2 separate regions of the Homo sapiens genome follow, and region 2 is linked to region 1. Evidence: chromatin loops called from intact Hi-C (ENCODE). Cell type or tissue: OCI-LY7. All regions are shown on one strand. Links, peaks and the distances in the headings refer to the core of each region. The heading gives the core; the rest is flanking DNA. Region 1 overlaps SHISA9 (shisa family member 9). Region 2 has its middle 480 kb from the start of ERCC4.

The links. A loop is a pair of places that touch in the nucleus more often than their neighbours do. Peaks named below come from ENCODE experiments on the same cell type or tissue, not always from the same donor. Only the 100,000 strongest peaks of a DNase experiment are listed, where the experiment ranks them.
Region 2: it touches region 1 in a loop (2.4-fold over the local background); 2 of 110 quality-filtered maps call a loop at or near these places.

What each region holds. Positions count from the first base shown.
Region 1 is chr16:13,162,684-13,178,402 of GRCh38, reverse strand. All of the region lies in intron 2 of SHISA9 (shisa family member 9), which reads right to left. Among named protein-coding and RNA genes, the nearest start is that of SHISA9, 270 kb to the right of the region's middle. RefSeq lists an enhancer at 9,910-10,459. In OCI-LY7, for the core only: no CTCF peak of the experiment used is centred there; DNase peaks (open chromatin) are centred at 6,812 and 9,922.
Region 2 is chr16:13,436,811-13,452,529 of GRCh38, reverse strand. It overlaps a transcript of SHISA9 not described here. Among named protein-coding and RNA genes, the nearest start is that of ERCC4, 480 kb to the left of the region's middle. RefSeq lists a silencer at 10,580-10,629 and enhancers at 15,392-15,451, 15,692-15,719. In OCI-LY7, for the core only: no CTCF peak of the experiment used is centred there; no DNase peak of the experiment used is centred there.

The sequences.
Region 1 (15,719 bases), core at 2,906-10,905:
ATAGTAGAACTGGGAACCTTGAAGACTCTTTCAGTCCCATTAAAAATTTAACAGATGAAAAGAAAAAAAAAAAAAACCCAGAGAGAGGGATGGGCTTACTCATGGTCACCCTACAAATATGTCAAGATGAAAGCCAACTCTCTAGAATTCTAGATTACTTCTCTCTCCACACGTGCACCTGACCCATCCTTGTAGCTGATCCATGGATGGAGGAGAATGCTCTGAGCAACTTGAGAAGAATAAAATACCCTAGCTCCTTTGTCTGTGCCCACAAGTGTTCTTCAAGTTCAAGCACCTTCTCTTCTTTAAAGAACCTCAAAATCGATGTGATTATTCACTCGTTCATTTGTTCACTCAATAATATTTTTGAAATATCTCTATGTGCAAAGCATCATTCCAGGGACTGGAACAACCTCAGTTACAAAACATGAACCTGGCCGGGCGCAGTGACTCATGCTTGTAATCCCAGCACTTTGGGAGGCCAAGGCAGGTGGATCACGAGGTCAGGGGTTTCAGATCAGCCTGGACAACATGGTGAAACCCCTTCTGTACTAAAAATACAAAAATTAGCCAGGTATGGTGGCGATTGCCTGTAGTGTCAGCTACTCGGGAGGCTGAGGCAGGAGAATCGCTTGAACACAGGAGGCAGAGGTTGCAGTGAGCCTAGACTGCGCCATTGCACTCTAGCCTGGGCGACAGAGTAAGACTCTGTCTCAACAAAACAAACAAACAAACAAACAAACAAAAACACCGTGAACCTAGTTCTTGCCTCCAGGAGCCAGTAATCTAGTAAGCAAGACAGGTATCAGTTAGGGAAAATCGTATGAGTAGATATATGCTTTCAATTGCGCTTTTTAAAAAAAATAAAATAAAAGTAGAAGTATTGAGCACTAGTCTTGCCTAATTCACATGAGGTGGGATATTATGAAGAACTGAATGTTTTTTTCCCCCACCCATTTTTGTATACAGTGGCAATACTTTGTTATTGAGCAGATGGCCACAGGGCAGCCATAGTCTCTGTGGGGAGTCTGCACAACAGGATCAGACCTCAAAAGAGCCATTCTAAGATTTTGAGCTTCCAAACTTCGTATTGCTATGGATGAGCATTTGCTGAGCTAGGTTTTGTTTCTGGTCCAGAAGGTATGAAGAATCTGGGCTCTAGGAGAGGAAAAAGATCAGAGAGCAATTAAGTGAGCTGCTAATATGTTCTCTGAGAGGGGGTTCTGTACACTGTCCCTGGTGCAAACAAAGTGCAGATTTTCATAACCCTCAAATTCCCCACCACTTCTGAGAGTTTCACCTTGGATCACAGATCTTTCCTGATGGTGGGCTGAGCTGAGAAAATGAAATGCAGAGAGAATCAGGCTTTCCCCAGCCAGCAAATTCAGAGGATCCCCAGCTCTGAGCCCTCAAAGATCAAAAGCTGGGAGACAGTCTGTAATTGGAGTCATGTGTCCTCCCCAGCCTCCGAGTAACCACTCAGATGAATAACAGCGACTCAGCATCATGGCTTCATTATTGTCTCAACATTAGATTAAGAACAGAGAGGGGAGAAGAGGTGTGGGTGATCTGAGGGTTGCAGATCTACAAGGCCATTATCTGTCTTGAGCTTCGGCCCACCCTACCACCCACTCCCCCATGTGAGGTTATAATATAACAATAAGCCTGCAATTAATTACATTTTACTTCTTGGGGAAAAAAAAAACAGTGGTGAGTCAAAAAGCCAGCTCAGAGATGGAATGGGCATCACTAGTTATGTAAGCAGGAGGGGGCCAAGCCTTGGGCTGAATTCAGAACTCCCACTGTGGGTCCGTGTTCCTGGGTCTGTCTGGCTGTTTTGGGCTGGACTTCCCAGTGTCTGTGAGTGGCACTTGGCCCTGAAGGGCATAAAACCATCAAACACAAGAGTGGTGGCATCAGGCATTGGTTAAGATCCAGGTTCTAAAGAGAGTGGACTGTGAGACCTGGAAAGACTTTGGGGTCAGGACGAGGAGGTAGAGAAGTAGGCGTGGTGTGACCTGTGTGATCAGAGACCAAAGAGATTAAAATGGGCACCTCTGCAGGTGTCCAGGACAGATGACTCGTGTCAGTCAAAAACCAAACTGGTTAGCAGAACTGACTGTAGGCACATAATGATCAAAGGCCATACCTAGACCCCCCAAAATATGCCTGGCTATATAAGCCCCCTCCAAATCTAGATACAGTCTTAGGGACAAGGATAAAGGTAGAATAAACTGAGTAAAGAAATTGTAATCAACTAATAGAGGTTTTTAACATTAGGCAGGTTTTTATTAAAAAAACACGGAAATTAAGCTAAGTTATAAAAAAGATATTTAAAGTTACATTTAAATGTAACTTTAGTAGGAAAAAAATGCTATGCCTACTTAAAGTTACATTTAAATGTAACTTTAGAGATTTGATTTGGCAAGAGACAGAGGGAGAGTGAGAACATACCTCGGTTCAAATCTCAGTTCTGCCAACTCAATAGCCCTCTGGATTTGTACCTAACTAGTTTCTCTCTCTTGCTTGGTCTCCTCACATGTGACGTTCTAAGGAAAGCCCCCACCCACCCTTGGAAGCACGTGAAAGTGTGGGGGGGCATATTTTATTATCAAAGTGATGCAGGGGAGGCTACTAGCATTGGGCACCAGGTTTGCTAAAATGTCCTGCAATGTGTGGTGTCCCACAGGGATTCATCCCACCCAATGTGCTCACCGTGCCCATGCAGAGAAATACTGGAGCTAATATTCCAAGTTCCTTTAAGACCAGTTGAAAAATAACTTTCAATCAGCCCTGCCTCTCTTACAAGTCACAGTAACCTTCACCTTCTTCCTGGCCAGCTGTGGGCACGAGACTGAATCTGTACCCATCTCAGAACCCTCACCTGGGCGTGTCTCACTCAAATCACACAACTTCCCAGCCTGCAAATAACTTTTGTCATCCATTCTCTCATTTACTCCTTATAGCATCTCTGGAACATAGGGAAAAAATCAAATCTTTTTATTTTTGTTTTATTTTATTTGTATGTATTTATTTTGGAGAGGGAGTCTCATTCTGTTGCCCATGGCTCACTGCAGCCTCGAACTCCTGGACTTGAGCGATCCTCCCACCTCAGCCTCCAGAGTAGCTGGGACCACAGGCATGTGCCACCATGCCCAGCTAATTTTTTCTTTTCTTTTTTTTTCTTTCTTTTTTTTTTGGAGAGACGGGGTCTCACTGTGTTTCCCAAGCTGGTCTCTAATTCCTGGGCTCAAGCAATCCTCCTGCCTTGGTCTTCCAAAGTGCTGAGACTACAGGCATGAGCCAGCTACCACGTCCATCCCAGACCTTTTTTAAAAGACGGAAAGTGAAGCCAAGAGCTAGCATCCGATAGGCAGCTCTGGGACTGAAGCTGAGATTATTTCATGCTAAATGCAAGCCTCTTTTTGTGTCCTGTGCTGAGGACGAGGACCCAGTCATAAATTTCTCTCATATCTTTGCCTAAGTCTTTTATGGAAGCTCAGGAAGTACCTGGAATATAAGGGACCCTTTCCCCACATAAGGAGTCTTTCTTTTTCTATCTCAGAGCTGCCTTGGATCCAGAGATTATAAAGGAATCAGCTTGGCTCCTTTGGACCTCTCACACTCCCACAGGCCTCCCTGGTCCCCTTACCAGGAAGCAAGAGAGAGATCATTTCATCTTCCTACAAAACCAGCGTCTTCCCTCTGCACCTCACCCCATGTGAGAGGAGGGCATTGCTACTCACCCTCTCAAGTCCAAACCCCTCCTGGGCTTCTCCATCACCTCATCCCTCCATCCCCAGTAAGGGGTCCAGTCCTGGAGATTCTTTCTCATAAATATTTCTCAAATTTCTTAGCCTTCATCCCTGCCCCCAGTTCTGTCTCCAGTTTGCCTGCCTTAATTCAGGCCATCGCTATCTCTCTGAGGACCAACATGGTCTTAAGGAAGAGGTATAGGCACCAATGGGCTTACAGCTCCTTAACTCCCAAGAGACAGTCAAGGACTCTGACAGTGATGAAAGGGAGCTTCTGTGAACTGATCTGGGGCCAGACTGCAAGGTACATGAGGAGGAGGAATATCTGGGTTCCCAGAGCCCAGCATAAGGCAGGACCAGAGGAGAGTCATGTTTTTGTTGGGTAAACAAACAGGAGGCTGGAAATGGTTGCATGAGAAGGCCCCATAATGAAAATTAAAACCCAGAAAACAAACCAAAACAACAAAAAACAAATGCTATATTTTACAAGTTTATACAAGCCAGAGGTGTAGGATAATAAATATCAAGTTAGTAAAGACCTTGGAGATCAACCAGTCCAGCCGCTCATTTTATTGAGAATGAAGGGTGGGGATGGGAAACTGAGGCCTAGAGAGGTGATATGACTTTTTAAGGCCCCAGCACGTCCCAGACTGTGGAATCTGCCAGGACTCCGACTCCTCAGTCAGCATTAAGTTTCCCAGAACACCTTTTCCCCATTTCTTCTTCTAGTTTGTCACTCCAATCAGCCATCATCTCCTCCAGGAAGCCCTCCCTGAACCTCCAAGCTGGGTGAGATGCTCAACCACTCTCCTCTAACAGCCCTGTGAACTTCCTCTGGCTTAGAATACATTGACCTGACTCTGTTGTAATTGCCGGGTTTTTCATTTGTCTTCTCCATTAGACCTCGGTTTCCAAATCTCGGCACAATTGACATCTTGGGAAAACTCACTCTTGGCTTGGGTGGGTGATAAGGGACTGTCCTGTGCATTTCAGGAGCTTAGCACATCCCTGCCCACTGCCTCCTGCAAGTTGTGACAACCAAAAATGTCTCTAGGCATTGTTAAATATCCCCAAATAGGGGTGGGGAGCAAAATTGCCCCCAGTTAAGAACTGCTGATCTAGATTGTTAGGTCCACGCGGGCAGAAACAGTGTCCTCTTGTTCTTTACACTCCTATTATCAGCACAGGTCCTGGAACATGGTAAACATGCAACCAATCTAATCTACAATTAGGAAAATGTGTGTGTGTGTGTGTGTGTGTGTGTGTGTGTACATGCACACATACATGCCATTTCCACATTGTAGTGTCTGAAATATATAGGATATATATATATCAAAGCATATAAGAGTTTTGTTCTTCTGGGATACCTTCAGCATTTCTGTGTGTTTATATTGCATTGTTAACGCTAAGGTGTTAATCAAAACCTAAAAACTCTTTGTTTCTGGATTGGTAAATGAGTGAGAATGAATGTGTGTGTGTGTGTGTGTGTGTGTGCGCACGTGCATCTCTTCTGACTGATAAACAATTCCTTTTCAAATAATATTCATACAGAGAAGAAAATGTATTTTCAATGAAACAAACTCCTTTTTCCATTTGATAAAAGGGACATTATCGGGGTCATTAAAGCATCATTATATGTTGAGCTCCTAATGCACTGGTCTTTACTTGGGAGCACACGGCAATCACAAAAAAGAATTTTTATTGCCAGTTGAACAGATCGGGAAGTAAGATATTATGAAATGTGCTATTAGGCAGAAGAAAAGTAATTAGGTGACAAGCAAAATACATTATTCGGCGTTTCAAAATATTTCCACTTCATCACCAGTTCATTACAATCCCGCCTCCTCTCTCGTGGCCCACTAGGAATTTACATCAAGATTATTTACCAAAAAAAAAAAAAAAAAAATCATCAAGATAAGTGAATTGTAATTAAGTCATATGATTGTTCTTGGTACTCTCTCATGGGCCTAAACAGACGCGAAACCAGGCTGACATTGTTGCTGGAAGACTCAACGACGGCTCTTCTTGCCAGCACGAAGGTGATGGTGAAATGGTGTTTTCATTGTTATTTCACACACACAAAAAAGAAACTGAGGAGCCCTAGATGGTGACACAGAGAGGAAATAGTCAAGACCAAAGTCAAGATGGTTGCACATATTTAAAGAGGCTTCATGCACACGTTGATTATATGCTACGACTAATGACTCAGTTACTAATTCCCTTGAGGATGAACAACCAGCCAGTTACCTGGCTTTATTTAGTATCTATTCCTAAAGCCACCTGTTTAATTAAGGACTTCTTGTGCACTTTGGACTACAAAGATGTGCAGGTGTTATAACTAGGAAGCCTTCCAATCCCCTAGGCATCTTAAGTGTCTCTGCAAAACCAAGCATAAAGTTAGTGCCCATTTAATACTCACTGATTGACTGATTTGATAACCAACTGATTTAATAAAAGCAATAAACAAAGAAGAGTACCTATTGAAAAAGAAAACAGCCCTGAGTCCTAAAGTTAAAAGAAGCAAGATATATTCAGTTAGCTCATTTTATAAAGGCAGAAGAGAGGAGGGAAGGAGGGAAAGGGGGGAAAGGAAGGGAAGGAGAGAAAGTGGGAAGGAAGGAAGAAAATTGCCTTGTATACATCCAGCATACCAAACACTAGGGATAAGCATTTTCATTTGGGTTATTTCATATAATAGCTACTGTAAAACTAGAAGTAAGTCCTGTTATTAGTATCATTTAACAAATGAGGAGAGAATCCGAGAGAGAAAGCTATTCACTCAGCATCACACAATGTTGCAATTTTATCATATGCATACGAATGTCAACACATATATGCAAACATGATCATGTCACCTACGTTGCTCCAGTGGTTACCATTCTCTCAGGATAAAGATGACAGTCCTTACCCGGCCCACACAGCCCCCATCCACCCCTCCAGCCTCGTGCCATGTCACTCCCCACTTTTTTGCTCTTTGCTAAACTTTTAGCCACCTGGTCTCCTTTCATTTCCCCAAATGCTCTTTGTTCTTTCTCTCCCAGGGCAGAACCCTGGCAAGTACTATTTCCTCTGCTGGAAGCACCCCCATTCATCAGCACACCCCTGCCTTCCTTCATGTCAGCTTCAAGAAAGGGCTTCCTTGACTCCCGCCCCCACCCCCGCCCCCTGCTGTATCAATGGCCTGTCATTCACTCTCCCAGCACTGCACAAGTCCCTCCTCCATGACATCTACCCCATTTGCAACTTCACGCCAGTCTCTGTGATTTGTTGATTAATGTGTAGCTTTCCATGAACTAGAAGCCTGATATGGTTTGGATGTTTTCTCCCCTGCCCCAAATCTCATGTTGAAATGTGATCCCCAGTGTTGGGGGTGGGGCCTGGTGGGAGGTGTTTGGGTCATGGGGGTGGATCCCTCATGAATGGCTTGGTACCCTCTCCACCACCTTAATGAGTTCACAAGAGATCTGGTTGTTAAAAAGAGTCTGGGATCTTTGCTGTCTCTCTCTTGTTGGCTCTCTTGCCATGTGACACGCCTGCTTCCCCTTCAATTTTGGCCGTGATTGGAAACTTCCTGAGGCCCTCACCAGAAGCAGATGCCAGCACCATGCTTCTTGTACAGCCTGCAGAAGGGTGAATCAAATAAATCTCTTTTCTTTTTCTTTTTTTATTTTTTCCTTCAACTTTTATTTTAGGCCCAGCGCGGTGGTTGACGCCTGTAATCCCAGCACTTTGGGAGGCCAAGGCGGGTGGATGACCTGAGGTCAGGAGTTGGAGACCAGCCTGCCCAACATGGTGAAACCCCATCTGTACTAAAAATACAAAAACTAGCTGGGCGTGGTGGCACACATCTGTAATCCCAGCTACTCAGGAGGCTGAGGCAGGAAAATGGCTTGAACTCAGGAGGTGGAGGTTGCAGTGAGCCGAGATGGCACCATTGCACTCCAGCCTGGGCAATAGAGCAAGACTCCATCTCAAAAAACAAACAAACAAACAAACAAACTTTTATTTGAAATTCAGGGGTACATGTGCAGGATGTGCAGGTTAGTTACATAGGTAAACGTGTGCCATGGTACTTTGCTGCACAGACCAACCATCACCTAGGTATTAAGCCCAGTGTCCATTAGCTATTCTTCCTGATGCTCTCCACACCACCCCTGGCAGGCCCCAGTGTGTGTTGTTCCCTGCCACGCATCCATGTGTTGTCATCACAAATCAATTCTCTTTATAAATTACCCAGTCTTGGGTATTGCTTTATAGCAACACAAAATTGACTAACACAAAGCCCCTGAGTTCAGGGATCTTGTCTACTCCATTCACCATTGTATCTCAGGCACTCACACAGCATATGGCATGCAGAGTGGCTCAGTAGATACTTATCATAGGGACAAATAAATGAACAAATGAACATATATTTTACTTTTCTTTTCTTTTTTTTTTTTTTTTTTGAGATGGAGTCTCACTCTGTTGCCCAGGCTGGAGTGCAATGGCACGATCTCAGCTCACTGCAACCTCCACCTCCCAGGTTCAAGCGATTCTCCTGCCTCAGCCTCTTGAATAGCTGGGATTACAGGCATACACCAACACGCTTGGCTAATTTTTATATTTTTAGTAGAGAAAGAGTTTCGCCATGTTGGCCATGCTGGTCTCAAACTCCTGACCTCAGGTGATCCACTTGCCTCGGCCTCCCAAAGTGCTGGGATTATAGGGATGAGCCACCGCACCCGGCCTGAACATGTATTTTAAATACCTATTTTAAATACGCATGTAAGGATTCATAACCAGACTGCCATGCCAGCCAGAAACCCAGTGCAACCCAGGAAAGCCCCAAGAGAAGAGAGTGATCCGAAGCTGGGACACAGAGCATACATTTCCACCCATAGCAATCATATGTCATCATTAGCTTTCGGGAAGGCTAAAGACTATACTACAAAGACGGCATTGCTCTCTGACTTCTGGTCTAGGCTGTTCATAATTGTTTAAGAAATCCAAAGCCAGGAAACTGATAAAATGTTTTGTTTTCCTCCTCTTAAAAATGATACATCAGCTGCCTAGTGTTTTTCATAAATTCTTTAGCCAGAGTTGTGGTTTTTCATCCACAATTCACATTAAGGATTCTTTATGAAAATGGCTATAAGAGAGGAATTTAATGGGATTATGATTTTTTTAAAGCTCTATCTCTCTAATTAATACCCCAGAGGGGGATTTTTTCCTAACATAATGGCCTTTCAGTGTTAAAAGGGCTTAATATTATGGTAAAATATGTTAACTTTCCTGGCATTCTGACCCAGCCAATAACATGAAAAGGGAACGCATCTGTCTTCCTGAAGCTTCTGCCACCGCAAATGGTGTTGTTTTCACTATTTTCGTAATGAACTAATCAACTGCTTATTCACTAATTGCGTCTACATTAAAAACTTATTACCCCGGAAAAGGGCTGCACTGCAACTGACCTTCCAATGGAGCTGGGAGGGGTGAAGATCCCATGACAACTGTAAGACAAAGGAAATGGCCAAACCCAGGGGCGGGTATTATTCTCTTCTCTGAAACAGGTGTGAGGTCTTCCGTAGGGGTCATTGTATACAGAGAGTTGGAAATCCAAAAGCAAAAGCTGCTCCCACTTTGCTAAGGTCCATGCCTCAATAGGTTCCACTATAATTATCAAGATGATAAAAACAATGATCATGGTGACAATCACTCACTGAGCAAAGTGTTCCTGCCAGGCACGATGCATGCGTCATCTGTCTCCAGTTCTCATGTCGGCTCTGTGAGGCAGGTATTGATGCCTACTCTTAGAGGTAAACAAATAAGAGCTGAGACAGGTGAAGTGACTTGGCCAAGGCCACACAGTTGGCAGATGGTGCAAGTGGAACGTGAATAATGCACTTCCGATGTCACTGTCCACATCCTGGGCTCCTAGCCTGCTAGAGAATGCAGAATACGAGAAACTAGGTGCTGATGAGATCCAGAGCAAATCCCAGCTCGCTAGCTGCTCCTAAGCTCTCACTGCTTTCTGGCCAGCTTTCTCTAGGCAGTAGTTCACAACCTCCTGAACAGGCTCCCTTCTCCCTTTCATGGTGTAGTAGAGAGACAAGGCTTTGCAGTTTGCTACAGCTGGGGCACCTAAGAAGACTACATTTCCCAGCTTCCCTTGCTGGTAGACATGGACCATGTGATTATATGTTGGCCAATGGAGTAAGGGTAGAAATGATGTAAGCCGCTTCCAGGTGACTGATATGGTAATGTTGGAGGCCATAGGTTTGGATGGCATTGCTATGAGATGGAGATGGCTGCCCATGTGTGGCAGAGTTTGTGTAGGTAAGAATGTTTTAAGGAATTAAGCTACTGGACTTACAGGTTTATTCATCGCTGCTACATAGCCTGGTCTTGTCTAACTGAGCTAAATCTTAATCACTGGCCCTGGGGTGATTAGGACAGATGGGTAATCAACCCTGAGTCAGCCCATAACGGAGGTGGTTGGGGGTGTGGGCTTTGGATTGGTTAGTTTGCATAAGACAGTCACGCTTGAAGTTAAGTCCTTTACTATCTCCAGGAACTGGCTAATCCTGAGAGGAGCAGTCCCTCCAGGGTCAGCAAGGTGCCAAGACATCAAAGCATCAAGCACAGAAGCTGGAAAATGTGGTTGTTACAGACAGGTGAGCTGAGACCTGAATAATGAGAAACTATCAGCCATGGAAAGAGTAATAAGACCTGCTTGAAACACATAGAACAACACAGGAAATCCAAGAATTAAGACAGAAGGACTGTATTAGGCTGTTCTCACACTAAGTTCTGCTATAAAGAAATACCTGAGACTGGGTGATTTATAAAGAAAAGAGGTTTTATTGGTTCACAGTTCCACAGGCTGTACAGGAAGAATGGCTGGGGAGGCCTCGGGAAAATAACAATCATGGCGGAAGGCGAAGGGAAAGCAGGCATGTTTTACCTGGCCAGAGCAGGAGGAAGAGAGAGAAGGGGGGAAGGTGCTACATGCTTTTAAACAACCAGATCTCATGAGAACACTATCAGGAGAACAGCACTTGGAGAGGTGGTGCTAAATCATTAGGCATGGCCCCCATCATCCAATCACCTCTCACCAGGCCCCACCTCCAATACTGGGGATTATAATGGAACATGAGATTTGGGTGGGGACACACATCCAGACCACGTCAAGGAGTTACCAGAAACGTAAGAGGCACAAGTCAAGGGAGGCGAGTGTTCTAAGGAGAAGAAAGGAGCAGGGAACTGTGCCAAATGTGGCTGAGAAGAGGAGTAAAGTGGCCGGGTGCACTGGCTCACGCCTGTGATCCCAGCACTTTTGGAGGCCAAGGTGGGTGGATCACCTGAGGTCGGGAGTTCAATACCAACCTGATCAACATGGAGAAACCCTATCTCTACTAAAAATACAAAATTAGCCAGGTGTGGCGGTGCATGCCTGTAATCCCAGCTACTCAGGAGGCTGAAGCAGGAAAATCACTTGAACCCAGGAGGCGGAGGTTGCAGTGAGCTGAGATCGCCCCATTGCACTCCAGCCTGGGCAACAAGAGCGAAACTCTGTCTCAAAAAAAAAAAAAAAAAGAAAAAAGAGAGAGAGAGAGAAGAAGTAGAGTAAAGTAAGAATAAAAAAAATTCTCCTAAAGGAAAAAAAATCTTAAAAAATTTTTTTTTAATTTGAAGTTCCAGGGTACATGTGCAGGATGTGCAGGTTTGTGACATAGGTAAATGTGTGTTATGGTGGTTTGCTGCACCTATCGACCCATCACGTAGGTATTAAGCACAGCATGCATTAGCTAAGGAAAAAAGCATCTTGATAGAGTGTTCTGCCTACTGCCTCCTCTTCTTCCCTGCTTCTGCCACCATGGTCTGGCTTCTTTGCCCACAACCACCTTGTGAAGATCACCAGTACCTTCCCACTATCGCATCCCATGATTCTTCCTTTGCCTTCACTTTTGACAGCTTCTCTGCAGCATTTGGGGGAGGCATTAGGGGCACACCGTAGACAAAACAGACAAGAATGCCTGCCCTCATGGTGGTGACATTCAAGCGGGGGAGAATGATAACACAGTAGATAAATGTATAGTGTCAGGTAAGACTGAGGCTATGGAGAAAAGTAAAGCAGGAAAAGGGAGAGAGGGTGCAGAGGGAATAGAGAGATGGGTTTTATTAGAAGAAGTGGCTAGGAAAAGTCTCTCCAATCTTGCCTTTTTGGCCATGCTAAGAAGCACACGCTTCATCCTAAAGCAAAGAGGATGTTCTAAGACAGTTAAGTGGTGAGTAACATGAACTGATCTGCTTTATCAAGAGGGCTGGGATGCAAAGGCAGGCAAAAAAGCAAGAGAAAGGATGTTCCAGGTAGAAGGAACGATGGAAGCCAAAGCCCAGAAACAGAAAAGGATAACATATCATTGTAGAAACTCTTAGAAGTCTGACGTTGCTAGAGTTGAGAGAGAGGTACTTGGAGAAAAGCCACAATCTTGGGCTTCATTTATCAGGACCTTGATTATCTCATCCATGAAATGGAAGTTAATAAAACAGACATTGATGAGATCAAAGAGACCATCTATCAAATGCCAAGACTAATCTCCTGCAAACAGCAGGCATTAACAAATAATAACTATTACTATGAGGATGGCTTCCCATGGAGAATTCAGTAGCTGGCGAATTACAGGCTCCAGACTCGGGCTGATAATACCTGTCATTTTCTTAAAGGTTATACTGAGCCCACCATGTGAAGTCAATACTGCTTCTTAGGCTCAATTTAAAAGCTTCCCACTGTTTTTATAGAGATCTGTTGACATGATTTATTGGGAACAGTGTCCATTAACATTTTTAAGTGCTCGATAAACCCCCAACCACCCTAGTAAATTAATCTTAATAAATACACAGCAGAAAGGACTTTACTCACTGATCAGCACGTGATACTGTGTCTAACCTGCTGACTGTTGTGGGAAAGGCTGGAGTGTGTGGAACTGTGAGCTGACTGAAGACAGAGAGGAAAGACATTACAAAGTACCTTTGCTCATGGTCTGAGGAATCTGCATCCATCTCAGCCTCAGTTTCTCCACGTATCAGAGAACAGGTAACAGGAAGTTTCCTAAGTCTCAGTCACTTCCATGGCTGTTGCCAAATTCAAACACTACCTATACTACTATTTATTAAATAACTCTTCTTAAAATAAATCCAGGTCTAAGATCACTACCTTTACTTCATTTGAAGCAAATTCAAACTTCTAATGATAGCAACTACTATATATAAGATAAAAGAAATATACTGGATTGGATTAAAAGCAGATGACACAGTGGAGGAGAAAATGTTAGTAAACTGGAAAACACAATGACAAATCAATTAAAATTAAACACTTAGATTAAAACAGACAGCAAAATATGAAAAGAGCATGACTGAACTGTGGAATGCATCACGTGATTTAATATACATAGAATCAGTGTTCCTAGGGGAGAGAAGAAAGGAGGAGGCATAAAAAAAATTGGAACAATTAATGGCCACAAATTCTCAAAATATTATGAAAACTCTACAAATACAAAGCCAAGAAGGCTAACAAACCACAAGCACAAGAAACATGGAGAAAACTATACCAAGGCATACCTTAACTAAATTGCTGAAAACCAACCAGAAATCATAAAAGCAATCAAAGGCAAAAAGGATGCATTATATACAGAGGAAACAGAGATGAGAATAGTAGCAGATTTCTTATCAGAAATAATACAACCTAGAAAAATCCACAGATGAACCATATTGTAAGCCATAGAATAAAATCTCAATCATTTTAAAAAGGTTCATGTCATCCAAACTCTATTGTGAAATCTTGTGGAATTAAATTAGAAACCAATAACAGAAAATGCCCAAATATTTGGTGGTCAAAATTCACTTCTAAATAACCTATGAATAAAATTAAAAAATTAAGAGGGAAATAAAAATGTATTTTGAACTGAATAGAATGAAAAATGTAACATATCGAAATGTGTGAGATGCAGTTATAGCAATACCTAGAGGCTAATTTATAGCATAAATGCTCACATTAGGAAATCTCAAAGGAATGACCTCAGCTTCTAGTCTAAAAACATTTAAGGAAGAAATAATATTAATTTTACAAAACCTTTTCCAAAACATTGATGAGGATGGAATATTTTGCAACTCATTCCATAAAGCCAGCATTACCCTGATACAAAGAAAAACATTACAAGGAAAAGAAAACTACAGACCAATGTCCATCAAAAACATAGGTTAAAAATTTCTCAGTAAATTATAGCAAACTAAATTTAGCAATATATAAAAATAACACACCATGACTAAGTGGTGATAATCTAATTAATCCAAGGTTGGTTTACCACTTGAATTTCAATCCATGTAATTCATAATATTAACAGTCTAAACAAGAACAGCCATAAGATCATTTCAATAGATGCATAAAAATCATGTGATAAAATGCAATGTGTATCACCAATAAAAAAACTTTCAGCAAACTAGGAATAGAGGAGAAATTCTTCAAACTGATAACGGACATCTATGAAAAATATTATAGATAACACCATACTTAATAGTGGGAGATCCAACACGTATCCCCCAAAGTCAAGAAAAAAGCAAGAATGAACATCTGCTTTTGCCATTTATATTCAACATTTTACTAGAGGTTCTATCCAGTACAATACAGCAAGAAAAAGAAAAGAATCAGAGTCCATATTGGAAAAGGAAAATTAATACTGTGTTTATTTGCAGATGAGATCATCTCTGTTGAAAATTCTTTGGAATCTAAAAAAAAACTATTACAACTAATAAGTGATTTTAGCAAGGTTGCAAGACACAAGGTTAACATACCAAACTCCGTTGTATTTGCATAACATAGTAATGGACTATTGAAATTTAACAAAATACCATTTACAATAGCAACAAAAATATTAAATATTTAAGGATAAATCTCACAAAAGATGTGCAAGGCCTGTACAATAAAAACTATAAAAACTTTACTGAGAGAAATTTTAAAAGACCTAAATAAATGTAGAAATATGTCATGTTCATGGTTTTAAATATTCAGTATTTTAAGCTATCATTTCTTTCCCAAATTAATCTTAATTAAATTGCTGAAAACCAACAAGAAAATAATAAAAACAATCAGAGAAAAAAGGACACATTATATACAGTGGAAACAGAGATAAAAATAACAGCAGATTTATTAAACTCAATGCAATCGCAGTAAAAATTCAAGCACACTTTTTTGTAGAAATGATCATCTAATTTTAAAATTCATATGGAAATTAAAAAGATCTGTAAGAGCCAAGACAACTTTGGGAAGTAGAATAAAGTTGGCTTAGAGATGTTAAATAACTTTTCAAAGGTCAAATGAAGACTCTTTTTTAAAAGACATTTGAGACTCATTGGGGTCTCATCTTGTCCCCCAACCTGGGCCTATTCTAGGTAGGTATTTTCAAATACATTTTCTCATTTCTTTTTTAGTGTAAACCTAAATGCTTAGCATTATTAGCATCCTTTCACGGACAAAGAAACTGAGACTCAGGTAAGCTAAGTGACTTGTCCAAGGTCACTCAGTTTTTGTCCAAGTTCTTTAAAATCACTGGCTTTCAGAACAAGAGAAGGATAAAGACTAACTTAGAATTCCTTGTCTTTCCTTCTTTCATTCATTATTTTTTTCTCTCTTTGACTTAGAAAGCATTATAAATAACACATTTAGCTTAAGAATTAGGACTAAGAAGAACCACCTTTGGTGAACAGGATAACGGCTCCAAGGTGATAAAATAAGATGTGCTCAAAACCCCTTCCTCTGTTTCTTGTATCGGTTTTTTTTTTCATGTAAATGACTAACTTAATTTGCTTTCCTTTCCAGAACACTAGCAATTAGAATCTTTTTCAAATGTTCTGACATCTACTTTGCTAAGATTCATTCCCACTTTCTCTTATGACAATATCCATACACCTGTTTGATAATAGGCACCT
Region 2 (15,719 bases), core at 3,270-11,269, 270 kb before region 1:
ATCTTCCACCTACCCACCTTTGTTTAGCTCTGTTGTTTCTCTCAGGAACACAGCCAAGTGGTTGTAATTCACAAACCTGGAAGCCAGCTCTTTTCAGAGTTGTCAGACAATAAGGTATATGGACCGTGGCAACAAAAAAAGAACACTGGAAATAATGGCTGGAATAAGAAGCAAAGCCTCAGTTTGAGGCTCTTTCTTGCATTTTCACCCTGAAGCATCTATAATTAAGCTGGAGAGAAATGATTTACTTAATTCATGTTATTTTATGCAATATCATTAGCAGTATTCAGTTGTTTCTTTATTACCCCTGTGCACCCTCCCTCTGTAACAGTTGAGAATAACAATTGGGCTTTACTTGTCTTCGGGAAGCCAGCCCATTCATTGAAGGAAAAATGGCCCCAGCCCCAGGTTGCCATAGACACTGGAGAAGGCTGTCACCGAGCTGCAGCACACCTATTTCCTGGTGACATGCAGAATTAGAGGTATTGGGGAATCAAAGGGAAAACTAACTTGATGAAACAAAGGGTCCCTTCAGCATCTCCTGACATACTTCTTTGCAAAAGCAGTCTCTCTGTACCCCTTCTCCCTTCCCCTTCTCCTTGAAGCCAGGTGAATGAATTTGAATCCGAAGCCCTGAGAAGAATGAAAGCAGTAACTTCCATGCATGGCTCAAAGTTATGCACAGGGCAAAGACCTCCTTTAAATCACATCGGCGACTTGCCAGGATTCCAAACTTCTTGACATGTCCACAGTCCTCAAGGATCTGTCACATGCCTATGTCTCTACATTCCTCAGTTACTCTGTTATCATTATGCTGTCCTCCTTTGAGAGCATAAATGTGCAAAGCATTTTCCCAACTAGGGGATCTTTGTCCTCCATGATTCCTCTTGCTAGAATTCTCTCTCTCTTGCCCTTTATGTGGTTGGCTCCTTGCTCTTCAGGTCCTCCGATCTTCAGTTTGAAGGCCACTTTTCATGATCACCAGGTCTGCCCATTATATCTAAAAGTAATCCCTCCACCTTATTCTCTATCACAGCATCTTGGATCTTTCCTGGTGAATTTGAGGATCTATAATTGTCTTTATTTGCTGTTGGCTTATTTATGACTTAGTCTCTCCCAATAGGGAGCAGGTTGCATAGATAGGTACCTGATAGATGTGTGTGCTTATCTGTGCTTGGTTTCTTCCCAAAGCAGACGCTGAGTCAGGGATTCAAGTGCAAGTGGTTGATTTGGGAGGTGAAGGCAGGACAGTGAGGAAAGGCAGACCATAAAGGGTGTGTTATCCAGTGAGTTACCACGGGGCAGCTGGAGAATAATCCTCCCGGGGAACTCCAAGAGCCAGCATGGAACACGCACCTCAGACGTACCACCACTGAGAAGTGATAGGGCTGGGGCAGCTATACACAAATTCCCATCCATCACTGAGGGCTGTTCCCGGGAAGCAGGCATTCTCCATCACGTTCACTCTGGCATGTCCAGGGGCAGAGCAGGCTCTGGTGGCCGGAGAAAGTCTTTAGGTGAACAGTTGTGGATGATACCACTGGGAGCTGGGTTATGTGTACCAAGATCTAAGAGGAAAAAGAGGGGACACTGATAGCATCGGTCACAGTTCTCCGTGGGTATTTGTTAAATGAATGAATGCATGATTCCTATGCCTCCTGCCGCCATATCGGATCCTCAAGAAATTTTCAAGCCTAATAGGGCAGATCGCTAGCACATGTTAAAGAAGAAAACAACAACAACAACAACAACAACAAAACAACAACACAGATTTTGAGCTCAGACAGAGCTGGCTTCAAATTCAGCTGTGTGACCTTAGACAAATTCCATGACCTTCTCTGAGTCTGCAGTTTTCTGTCTTGTAAAATTGGAGATAATAATTCCACTTCATAGGACTGTTGTAAAATGGTTGGAGACAGTGTGTATCGTTTATAATTGTGTCTGCATATAGCAGGTGATCAATAAATATCATTTTTATTTGCCATGAAATAGCAGCAAGTTCTACACAGCAGTGGGTGATGAAGGGCTAAATTAGGCTACAAAAATGAGGAGACCCATGAAAGTTGAAGTGGCCATGAATGGCTTCTAGAGGAGTTACTTATGCTTTGAAGAATTAGTGGGATTAGCATAGATCAGTGGGAGATGGGAGACCAGTTTGGCTAAGAGTAATATTCACTTCGACTTATCAGATGCTCACCATGCCTTAGACCTTGTTGGGAAGTACTTTATATATGTAATTCCCAATCTTCACAATATAACCCTACGAGGTAGGTGTTCTTAACCCTACCCTCAAGTTTTAAGATGCAAAAAACTAAAGGAAAAGTTAATTACCTGAGGTCATTCAGCAAGTAAGTAGTAGAACATGGACTAAAAGTAGGAATTGCCTTTGGCGAGCTTTGTGTGTATTTTTTTTTACACAGAGTCTCCCTCTATCACTCAGGTTGGAGTGCAGGGGTGCGATCTTGGCTCACTGCAACCTCCACCTCCCAGGTTCAAGCGATTCTTCTGCCTCAGCCTCCCGAGTAGCTGGGACTACAGGTGTGTGCCACCACACACTGCTATTTTTTTTGTATTTTTAGTAGAGACAGGGTTTCACCATGTTAGCCAGGATGGTCTCAATCTCCTGACCTTGTGATCCACCCACCTCAGCCTCACAAAGTGCTGGGATTACAGGCATGAGCCACAGCGCCCAGACCTGTCTTTGGAGAGCTTTGTAGAAAAGAGACAATGAGGTTCTCCCCAGAAGATGTCTACAATATAATGGTGAAGGTGGGACATATGGGTAGAAGCAACTTTTAAAAGGAGTGATGGGAGCCATATGGAAATGGGGTTTGCCGTGAATATCATGGAAGAAAGGCAAGTGGGGGCTTTACATAATGAAAGGAATGGAAGGGCAAATATGCTGTATTTTAAAAATTGAAGAAAAATTTACCTACAATGCAGTACACACACATTGATGGTACAATCCAGTGGATTCTCTCTGTATACAACCATCTAGCCACCACTCAAATCAAGATATAGAGTATTCCCATCACTCCAGGAAGTTCCCTCATGCTCCTTTCCAATCAATAGCTTCCCCTTACCCCCAGGAAGTTACTCTTCTGACTTTTATCCCCAAATATTAGATTTTTAAAGTAACACTTTTCTAATGTATAGAAAGAATAAGTGAGTGTCATAGAAAATTTAGACAATGACAAAAAGATAGAAGAGAATAAGTTAAATCACTCATAATCTTATGGCCTGAACATTTTGGTCTATTCCTTGAACATTTTGGTCTATTTCTTGCTGTCTTTGTTGTACATTTTAAAATTTTAACTTGAGACTATATTGTATATTTAATTTTATACTCTATTTTTTAAGGGAATCATTAGGACATTAGCATTTTTCCCAGGACAAATTCTTTGTAAACTTCATTTCACATGGCTTGAAATATTTCATTGAGGAATTCAGCTAAAAGGACTTACTGGTTCCCTAAATGTTGGCTATTTTAGTTTGTTTCCAAGGTTTCACAGTAATGACCACCTTTTTCATAAAGCTCTGTCTGAATTTCAGACCATTTTAATAGAATACGGGTGACAGTACTGGGCTAAAAAATTACATATTCTTCAAATGCTTGAAACCCATTGCCAAACAGCTTTCCAAAATATATAGATTTACACTCTTATCACCTGGATACACAAAGGGCACCCACGGAGCCACACACTTACTGGCATTGAGTGCTAATTTTTATTTGACATTTGAGACTATCCAGGAAAGTTTAGAAAAGCTCTTGAACTAAACGTTCTGTTTGGTATTCACTCTGAAGAATAATACTGGCTTATTTTCCTGTGATATTCTGTAATGTTTGGATATTCTGAATAGGCGACCTCAGAAATCACTATAGTTCAACATCTGGAGCCATCAATGAGAAATGAGTAGGGAGGACATATCAGGAACATGTAGGCTCTGCCTTGGGGCAGGGCCACAGATGGCTTCCTGTTATATAACTGTCTGCAGAAGAGTACGGTCCGTTCACCTCTTATCTCATTCTGGGCATCAGGAAGAAGTTGACAGACCCAGTCTGTGACTTGTGCAGCTTGAGAGGGTGTCTTTGTGATGATTGGGGCAGCATGAGAATGGATTATTATAGCGTAGGGCACAGCTAAGAGGCATAATGATCAGGGCCAACCTAGTGCTTAGGTCAGACTCGATAATGGCCTTTGAAGGCGTGTTCCACTATTTAAAATTACCCTCCCATCACCAGGAAATCTGGCCTTTTGCACTGGAATAAAAGACCAGGGTACATGTGCATGCTCTCTATAGGACACCTCCAAACCTACTTCCAGGGAAAGCACTCCAATGAAAATTTTTCTCCAAATGAGTGGGAAAACTCACCTCTGGCAGACTTTCAAAAGGCTCAAAGCAGTAAGTCCGATGGTGTATGTGTCTGGCAGCAAGAGGTTCATGTGGACAGGTGATTTCTAAACCCACCCTGGAAGTAATGCTTCTGTGACTAACGATAGACACCCTGGGCCTGTGTTTGTTGAAATGGTTTTCCTTTTCAGGTTTCTCTCTAAGTGACTTTGGAGCACATGATCGTCACCCTCACCTAATGACTTTTGTATGTCTTTTCTCAAGTCCATCATGCGTTCAAATGAAGGGCATGCAATAATTTTTGTTGCAAATGCATTTTTTTCAGAAGACCTTATTAGGTGCTGTGATGTTTACCCACTACAGTAATCACATTTCTGTGACGATCTTTCAACATGTGGGATAGAAAAAAAAGAGTTTTTTGTGTGTATGCAGTATGCAGCTGGCGAGTTGATGGTCTCCGAGTCTCATTAGCCTGGCCATTCTTGGTTCCTCTGTGTTTATTCCATGATTTGCTGATTATAATGCATGTCTATCTCCCAAAGAAAATGATTCCAACTTCCATGGAGATTAGACTGAGACTAAAAAGGCAAATGCCTGGGTGCTGGACACTCCTGGTAGCTTGGATCTGCCCACATGTGCAGCATCTGTAGTGGGTCTAGCAGGTGCTCTGTCTGTCCCTGTCTGCCCCGCATTGCTGGGTAAGCTGCTCCACCTTTCAGCCACACTGTGCAGCCAGAGATGGGCCAACATGTGACCAGCCTTTCCACCTATCAGTTATTGCTCTCAGAGTTCCTGCCACCTCCTTGGAACACTATGAATGTGTAGAACGCAAATCCGCAATCCATAGGGAACCCCAAACCACCACTTTCTAGACTTAGGAACCCCCCTGTTGTTCCTGCAGCTTCTGACTACTGGGACTCAAAACAGCTCCCTGACACAATTCAGAAAATCTCTTTAATGGATTTTTCAGAATGAAAATGTGAAAGGGACAGGGTGGTGTCTTCAGCTTCTGGGTGAACATTCTCAAGCCAAAGGCTCACATGTGCCAAGATGCCATCTTTAAGCAGGGGTGGAGAGAAAATATAGAAAACAAAATACAGATGGATTTTATTCTTTCTTTCTCTCTCTCTCTTTTTTTTTTTACAGCCCCACACATAGTTTTACCCTGTCCCTTTCACTTTTTTTTTTTTCTTTTTTGAGATGGAGTTTCGCTCTGTTACTCAGGCTGGAGTGCAGTGGCAAGATCTCGGTTCACCACAACCTTCACCTCCCAGGTTCAAGCGATTCTCGTTCCTCAGCCTCCCAAGCAGCTGGGACTACAGGCATGTGTCAGCGTGCCTGGCTAATTTTTTTGTATATTTTAGTAGAGACAGGGTTTCATCATGTTGGCCAGGCTGGTCTCAAACTCCTGGTCTCAAGTGATCCACCCGCCTCGGCCTCCCAAAGTGCTGAGATTATAGGAGTAAGCCACCGCGCCCAGCATGGATCTTATCCTTTCTGATTCTCCCACAACCAGAAACACACACACACATACACACACAGTCTCAACAAGTTGCCTTGCCATACATATGCTCTCTTGCTTAACTCCTATTAATCCTTCTAACCCCCAGCTCAAAATCTCATTCTCTAAGACATCTTATTGGTCTCACTGCAGCAATTGAAAGCAATTCACTTCCCCCTCTGCTGACCCTGCTTTATTGGCCTCACTGAACTCATAATACCAAATTCAATTTTTTATCTTATAGACTACAAGTGACTTGTGGGCAAGAATTTTTAGTTCCAACATCTTTGCCTCCCTAGGACATAGCCCAGTGTCAAATGCATATTAGGGACTCAGTAAATGTTTTTCATTATATTGAATGTTACAGTAAACCTGCTCCTAGTTAATATAAATAATAATAATACAATGAGCTCTTAAAATGTGCTAGGCACGGCCAGGCACGGTGGCTCACACCTGTAATCCCAGCACTTTGGGAGGCTGAGGCTGGCAGATCACGAGGTCAGGAGACCGAGACCATCCTGGCCAGCATGGGGAAACTCCGTCTCTACTAAAAACACACAAAAAAACTAACTGGGCATGGTGGCGGGCACCTGTAGTCCCAGCTACTTGGGAGGCTGAGGCAGGAGAATCACTTGAACCAGGGAGTCGGAGGCTGCGGTGAGCTGAGATCGCAGCACTGTACTCAGGCCTAGCAACAGAGTGAGACTCTGTCTCAAAGAAAAAAAAAAGTACTAGGCAATATTCTAAATGCCTCTTTGACTCTCAAATGAGGGCAAAACTTCTTACTAGTCTTGGAGGTAATGTTATTAGCCCCCATTTTAAAGGTAAGAAAACAGAGGCTCAGAGAGGTTTAGCAACCTCCCAAAGTCACATAACTGGTAAGTGGTAAAGTCAGGATTTGAGTCTAGGTCGTCTGGCTTCAAGTAGAACCCATGAGTTTAACCTACTGCTTCAGTATATTGTCCCTAGATTAATCTCATAGCACTGTGAATTAAAACCAAAAGTTTCAATCAAAGGAAATGGTAGTGAACAAAATAATTTCAAATTTACCTAATAATCTCATAGCGCTATGAATTAAGACCAAACATTTCAAAGGAAAGGGTAGTGAACAAAATAATTTCAAATTCACCTCTAAGAATAACAGCCTCTTTTCACTATCACTAATATTTAAGCCAATATATGCTCATTCCTTTGTGTCTTCCTTCGTTCTTTCTGCAAATATTTATTGACCACTAGGTTCCAAAGACTATTATAGGAATTGGGCTTCAGTAATGAACAGAAAAGGACACAACCTTTATCTCCACAAAGCTTAACATCTAAATTCATTCAAATTTAACTGTTTTTCAGCAAACATCTCTTGAGAACCTCCTTTGTGCTGAGATTGTGTTAGGTGCTGGAGATGCAAAGAAGGATCCACAAGACTCTGTGGGTGCCTTGACAAACTTATAAATAGGAGGGAGACAAGCACATAACAAGAATTAAAATGCAAAAGGATGAAAAAGAAATCTTTTCCAGGCTGAGTGCAGTGGCTCACACCTGTAATCCTAGCACTTTGGGAGGCCGAGGTGGGTGGACTGCTTGAGCTCAGGAGTTCGAGACCAGCCTGGGCAACAAGACAAGACCCCTGTCTCCATCAAAAATACAACATATATATATATATATATATATATATATATATATATATATATATATAGCTAGGCATGGTGGTGTGTGCCCATGGTCCCAGCTCTCTGGGAGGCTGAGACACAAGAATCACTTGAGCCCAGGGGGGCAGAGGTTGCAGTGAGCTGAGGTTGCACCACTGCACTCCAGCCTGGGTGACAGAGCAAGAGCAGAAAAGAGGAGGGAAGGGAAGGGAAGGGAAGATGGAGGGAAGAGGGAGGGAAGAGGGAGGGAAGAAAGAGAAATCTTTTTCCAGATCTGGGAGTCTTTCTGGAGGAGACATGGTGGCACTGAATCTTGAAGAATGCACAAGGGTTAACCAGGTGGAGAACACTGGTGCAGCTGTTGCAAAGGTGTAGAGATGAGGACCCACAACCTTCTGAGCAGCTCTCTACAAACAGTTTGGTGTTGCTCACACATAGTGAGAGACAATCAAGACTAGTAGATAAAGTTGGAGAACATAAAGGACACAGACAATAGAACGTGCTGGAAAAATGAAAATATTTCCAAAAGACCTGCAAGACTTTCCCCTTCCTCCCTTCTTTCCTTCCTTCCTTCCTTCCTTGTTTCCTCCCTTCCTTCCTTCCTTCCTTCCTCCCTCCCTCCCTCCCTTCCTTCCTTCTTTCCTTCTTCTCTCTTTCTTTTCACAGAGTCTTGCTCTGTCACTGAGACTGGAGTTCAGTGGTGTGATCTCAGCTCACTGCAACTTCCACCCTCTGGGCTCAAGCAATCCTCCCACCTCAGCATCCTGAGTAGCTGGGACTATAGGTGCGTGCCACCTCGCCTGGCTAATTTTCATATTTTTTGTAAAGACAGGGTCTGTCTATATTGCCCAGGCTGGTCTTGAACTCTTGGGCTCAAGAGATCCTCCAGCCTTGGCCTCCCAAAGTGCTTGGATGACAGGCGTGAGCCATATTTTCTAATATTTAACAGCAATGAAAAGGAAACAAACCAGTCTTGGTGAAGGGGAGGGGTGAGGAGCTTCCTTCTAAGATGGTTTTGTAAAACACAGATCCTGGGAGATGGCTATTCCATGACAATTATTGCCTTGCCAGGCCAAGAAGTACTTTGGAAGTAAGTTACTGGACTTCTAGGCTGGACTTCTACTTTGTACAAGAAGGAAACTGTGTTTAAACAAGATTGATGTCCAGATGATCCCATAAGAGACAGAAAATAATGTCAAGGGGGAGAAAAAAGAATAAAGAGAGGCCTAAGAAGAATAATAAAGGGGCATTAGATTAGTGGATGGTTTATGATGCGTGCCATTTTGTTAATGTTAATCTTTCCCAGGTGTGTCATAGAAGTCGCAGAACAAGGCAATAAATGAAAGTTTTATTTTCTTGTTTAAAATGAGCCCCTATAAACTAAATAAAAACATAGGGGCTTGGGAACATGCAGAATTGATTACAAGGACATAAAATTGATCAGAGGGGTATGTCCCAGCACGTAGTAACGAAAACAATCACTGTCATTTATGTTGGATTGCTACTTTAAAGATTATCAGGGCTTGCACGGTGCATTACTTCCTAAGATCTTATCTCAGCTCTGGGAAGTGGAAATTGTACCATCCCCATTTTATAGATAACAGATAATAAAATGGACAAGTATTTCCCAAAGTCTTTCAGTAAGAAGCCAAATTGGAATTCAAACTCAGATGCACTGACTCTAAAATGAATTCATTTGGTCTATATGACATCCTCTCCCAAACCTCCTCTCCTAGAAAAAGTTCTCCGAAGATTAGTTAGAATTTCTTCATTTCCCTGGTCCCAAGTCACATTGAACCATCAACCTCAATAAAATCTCTTCAACACAGATGATGTTCATTATATTTGGTACAGTTGGATTCCTGAAACATTGTTTTCCACTTTTGTCCAGTGAACTTTCCCAGAAAAAACAGTATGTTGTCTCAAAATAAAAGAAGTGTAATGGAAAGTCCTTTTATGGGCCGTCTTGTGAGTCTGGTCTGCTTTTGCCCCTCAGTGAGTTATGGCTCTGATGAAGGAAAGAAGTCTCTCAAACTAAAGGAGAGTAGGAAACAGTCAGCTGCCAACCTATTTTTATTTGGTGTGCAAAGTATTTTGTTTTGAGCAGCTTGTTTTCTTTTAACTATTAATGTTGAAATAGGTATGGACTCACTGGAAGTTGCAAACTTAGTATACACTCCCATGCACCCTTCCACCAGCCATCCAACAGTAACATCCTTTTTTAAATTTTTATTTTTTTGTTGAGACCAAGTCTCACTATGTTGGCCAGGTTGGTCTCAGACTCTGGGGCTCAAGTGATCCTCCTGCCTCAGCCTCTTGAAATGCTGAGATTATAGGCATAAGTCACCTTACCTAGTCCCCAACAGTAACATCTTGAAAATCTGAAGTACAATATTATTGCAGGATTTTTTTAAATGAATTTGTTTGCTGGGTGAGATGGCTCATGTCTGTAATCCCAGCACTTTGGGAGGCCAAGGTGGGCGGATCACCTGAAGTCAGTTCGAGACCAGCCTGGCCAACAAGGTGAAACCCTGTCTCTAATAATAATACAAAAATTAGCCAAGTGTGGTGGTGCATACCTGTAATCCCAGCTACTTGGGAGGCTGAGGCAGGAGAATCACTGTACCTGGGAGGTGGAGGTTGCAGTGAGACAAGATCGCGCCACTGCACTCTAGCCTGGGCAACAGAGTGAGACTCCATATCAAAAAAAAAATTGTTTCCTTGTTAACATTTGCAGACACATCAAGATTCAGGTGTCTCTGTGTCTCTTCCAGAAAGATTTCTACAGCTGGAAAAAGATTTATTTTGTTTCTCATCCTTTTACCAAACCAAAACAAGCAAAGAAACATCAACAACAAAACTAGGAGGTCTAACAGAAGAGTTATATTTCTGCCCTTTCTTGGAGACTTGGAAGATCTGGCAATGTGCTCCCACTTGGAAGCTATTGAGGCTAACTACTGGCTGCTTCTTGCCAACAGGCAAGCACTCTTCAGATCTAAGAAGCTCCATCACTTTCATTATCTGTCAGGCCCTGGAGGCAGCTGAGTTTGCATTTGCAAATACAGAGTAGAGGTAACTGCATTTTTTGGAAGGGAAAGTTTTGAGTCATCTTGGGTTACCTTTTCAGCACATCCCTTTGGGTTGGGAATTATATGGCTACGGCCCCACACATAGTTTCAGGTCAAAACACATCTGAAACCAGAGCTCTGAGGCTGGGGTGCTGTCATGCTTAAGTCATCCCAGTTTTAAGCTGGGGTGACTTCAATAGGGACGGCACCAGGTTTGACAGGCTAACGAGACCCAGAGCCAGTGAATGAGACATAGGGTTCATTGAAGACTTACATACAGGGCAGTCCAGTGGGGGCAGACTGGACAGGGGAATCACAATCACTTATAGAAAACATGCAGTCTATAGAGCATTTTCACTTAGCACCCTCCCCTTAGCAACCTACACCTAGCAACCATCATTTAACCCAAAACAAAGGGCATTGATCTCCATGCATGGCCTGTGTTCCATGGGATAGGCTGGGGGATTTAGATGTTCCTCATAGATAGGGAATGGATCTCTAGGTTGGCCACTCTTGGATTCCTTCACTTAGAACTCCAAACACAGATTCTTAGATGATAGGGTCATTCTCAGGTATGCTTAAGTTAAACTCTTGCTCTCAGGTGTGTCTGCCAAGTAGGTGCACAAATTTCCATTCTTGGGATTTGGTGACTCCAGGAACCTCCTGACAGTGAGGAAAGTTTTGTGTCCCTCTGAGCCTGGCAGGTTTAAGCATTTTCATTTTAGAAGGATGCCATATTGTTGTTTACGTTTCCTTCTCTACAATTCAGCTTCCTCTTTCCCAACAGACAGAAATGGAGTTCTAAGCACAGTTTGCGTGTATTTTTCTTCAACTGCTTTTATCTTCTGCTTTTATTTTTCCTCAGGTCCCTGTGAAATCAAATATATTTCTTCTCTGCTATCTCTGTCCTCTCCACTCCCTTCCCAGACCCCACCTCTTGCTCTCATTATTGCCATGTGAGTTGGATTAATTTTCTCGACTCCCAGATTATCCCTCCCGGGATCTGGAATATATCAATGACTTTTTTTTTTTCTTTTTTTTTTCCCAGAGTCTTGCTCTGTCACCAGGCTGGAGTGCAGTGGCACGATCTCAGCTCACTGCAATCTCTGCCTCCCGGGTTCAAACGACTCTCCTGCCTCAGCCTCCTGAGTAGCTGGGACTACAGGCACGCGCCACCACGCCTGGCTAATTTTTATATTTTTAGCAGAGAAGGGATTTCACCATGTTGGGCAGGATGGTCTCGATTTCCTCGTGATCCGCCCGCCTCGGCCTCCCAAAGTGCTGGGATTATAGTCGTGAGCCGCCGCACCCGGCCACCAATGTCCCTTTTTTAATCAAAGCACACACAGGTTTTAGGCTAATAGAAAAGACATTTAGAAAAGAAGCTCAGAGCAGAAGAGACTCTGTTAACAGAATAACTAGGAGACATGCAAAGGGGGCGTCAGTCTTGACATTTTGAAATCTGGATGTCTCTGCTCTGTTTTAAAGCCAGTCAATGGCAAGGTGCTTTCTCTTTCCTTCTCCCCCTTCAATAAACGAGCTTAAACTCTATCCCTGATTCCCAACACAGCAGCAAACCAAATAGATGGAATCAAATGACTGACAACTCTTCCCTAAAGCCAAAGAGAAAAGCAGATGAGGCTCTATTGCAGAAACAGAAGGCATTAACGGGATTAGAGTTCCATGGATGAAGACTGGGAATTAGAGGGTATACAAATGGGAGAGGCTTCCTTCTGAGGAAAGGGAGCCCCCAAGTATTCAGAATGAACCTTCCACCCCCACCCACATACCATTAAGAAACCACCTTCAAATTCATGGATTCTGTGGGGGCATTTGACTGCGTGATAGTAAGACTGATAATTTACCAGACCTCCCCTCCTCCATTAAGGAGATAAACTTACCAACGAGTATAGGAAGGCTTTGACCCTCCCAGAACGCACGTCCTCTTGAGGCGCGGCTGCCTGAGTATTAACTCAGTTCCTTAACAGCATTTTATCTAATCACAGGCCCAGCTGCCCATGCTGGTAAATCGCTGAGATCACTGCCCTTCTAATGGAAAGTTTGGAGGTCAGAAGAAGCAGAGTTGACTCCCAGCTGGGCTTTTGAGAGCTGACCTTTTATTTCCCTCTATGGCTCTGTGGCAGAACCAAGTCCTCATTTCTCACGAAGGCCCTTGTAATTGGTTTTCACACGCTGGCAGCAGCGGAGACATTTAATGAGGGGGAGGCCAAGGCTCACATTCAAGGTATTAAAGATTTGAGAACTTGAAGGGTCACCAGAAGCCATGTCTCCTGCCTTCAGTTTCTGCCATTTTTTTGTGCCATTTTTGGTTTCTTCCACCAACCCCTAGGTCCCCCTTCCAAGCCATTACATCTGAAAGACAGGCTTTCCTGAATATCCAATTCTAGAATCACTTCAGGTAACCTCTTCCCTCCTTCCAGATGTATTAGGGTACAATAGACAAACAAAAATTGTATATATTTAAGGTAAATAACCAACAATTTGATACATGTATATGTTGTGAAATGATTACCACAATCAAGTTAATTAACACATCCATCTCATTCCATAGTTATGTGTGTGTGTGTGTGTTTGGTGAGAATACTTAAGATCTACTCTTCCAGCAAATTTTAAGTATACAACAGAGCCACCATGCTGTACCTTAGAGACTGGGAACATAATCATCTTAAAATTGAAAGTTTGTTCCCTTTGATCAACATCTCCCCACGTCCTTCTCCCCCTGGCCCCTGGAAACTACTCACTGTTTTGATATCAGTCTAGGGGAAAAGAGGAGACATAGGGTCCATCTCTTGCTCTTATGTGAGCTCTCTGCTTCTATGAGTTTGACTTTTTTAAGACTTTTTTTAAGTTGTAAGTGAGCTCATGCACTATTTGTCTTCCTGTGTCTGGTTGATTTCACTTAGCATGATGTCCTCTAGGGGCATCCATATTTTCACAAATGGCGGGATTTTAAATGTTTGCTCTCTCCCGTAAAATGTCCCAAGAATGACCTACGTTTCCCTTGCTTTCTTTTAGGGTCACTTTTTCTAGTTTTCTCATTATCAGAGACAGCTGGGATGGAGCGGACCTCATTTTGCAAAGGAATAAAGACAGTAATTAAGTTGCCGTTTAGTCTTTTCCTTTCTGGGCTAACTAATCCCAATTATTTTTAACCTTTTCACATAGGCCTTTTATTTTCTGACCTTTTAATGAATTTTCACTGCTTACTTCTGGTTCTTCTCCAGCGGTTACATAGTCTTCACAGTTTGCCAAAACTTTTCAGTAGTCATAATGAAATGATTATTTTCCCCCTATTTGCAACAGCAAACTCCCATACATTTTTGAGAAATACCGAATAACAATGATATGTCTAATTTTTCAGTTACATTTCTGTAAGGACATTTTCTCTCCAAAGTGTCAGCTATGCTCTCTCCTTTTCTTTATTTTTGTAGCTTAATGTCTTATGTACAAAATAAAATGATTATTTAAGATTTGTTCAAATAGCTATCAAAGCACTACTAGATATGTAAGAGTGTGCTAGCTACTGTTAGAGATAGAAAATAGGTAGATGCTGTTAGGTCTCTGTGATACAAACGCCACAATGATGGGTATTGGGGAACTGATACTGTTTGAGCACCTCCTATGTGCCCAATGCATACTTAACCTCGTCTAAACCTCCCAGAATCTTAAGAAAATGATTTCATTGCCACTTTCCAGATGAGCAAACTAAGGGTCACACAAGGTGAATGCCTTGCAGATATTCTCACAGTTATTGAAATGGTATAAAAAGTGCTGAGGCCGGGTGCGGTGGCTCACATCTGTAATCCCAGCACTTTGGGAGGCCGAGGTGGGTGGATTACCTGAGGTCAGGAGTTCGAGACCAGCCTGGCCAGCATGGTGAAACCTCATCTCTACTAAAAATACAAAAATTAGCTGGGCCTGGTGGCGGATGCCTGTAATCCCAGCTACTTGGGAGGCTGAGACGGGAAAATGGCTTTAACCCAGGAAGCAGAGGTGGCAGTGAGCTGAGATCACGTCACTGCACTCCAGCCTGGGCAAAAACAGTGAAACTCTGTCTCAAAAAAAAAAAAAAAAAAGAAAAAAAAAGTGCTAGGAACTTAGACTTGCCTTCTCTTAGATCCACCACTTGGAATTGTCAAGCCTTTGATTATTTTTGCTGTCCTCACTGATAGGACCTTGGATCCCTTTCCCCATGAGTCAAGGATCATCTGGGGGAAAAAAGCTGATATCAATAATGACTTGAGAAATGCTCTGGGCCCCCAGAATTCAGTGGGGGAGTTCACAGCAGAGGGAATTGCAAGCTATCAGGATCTTCTCAGTAGAATCACAGTAACCGAGTTGTTTATGGCTTGGGAGGTAACACAGAAGAGGGTAAACACACGGGCCCTGGGGCCAGGCTGGGTCTCATCCGGGCTTCTCTGCTTACTGACTGCTCAGCCTCGGGCAAAAGGGGTCACCTCTCTCCACTTCCAGTTTTTCATCCGTAAAATTGGAATATTGATAATGTCTTTTTTACTGAGTGGTTGGGCATATTAATATGTTTAAAGTGCTTAGATTTCAGGCTGGAATAGATAAGTGCTGAGTAATTAGTAACCATCATCATCACAGAAATCTCTTTTCTCCCCAGGGTAGAGTGGGAGGGGAGCCTTTTAATGTCCATCTTTTTTGAAGCCATATCATCTTACAGTAACCATGGCAACCAATCCCCCCAGATGTTTCCATGACATTTTTTTTTGAGTAAAAACTTGAAAATCTTTTTTGTGAACCAAAGATCCCTAATTTTTCTGGAACGATGTGGTTTGGTTGTGTCCCCACCCGAATCTCATCCTGAATTGCAGCTCCCGTAATGTGCCATGGGAGGGACCCGGTGGGAGGTAACTGAATCATGGGGTGGGGTTTCCCTGTGCTTTTCTCATGAAAATGAGTAAGTCTCATGAGAGATGTCGGTTTATAAAGGGCAGTTCCCCTGCACATGCTCTCTTGCCTGCCCCCATTTAAGACTTTGCTTTGAACTGTTGGTGAAACCAAAGGTTACCCTGATTAAGCCCGTCAAACTTCACTGCCTTGCTTGCTTTTAATCATTTACTTCTGGTTGATCTTAAAAACTCCCACTAGCAAATCACGTGGCCA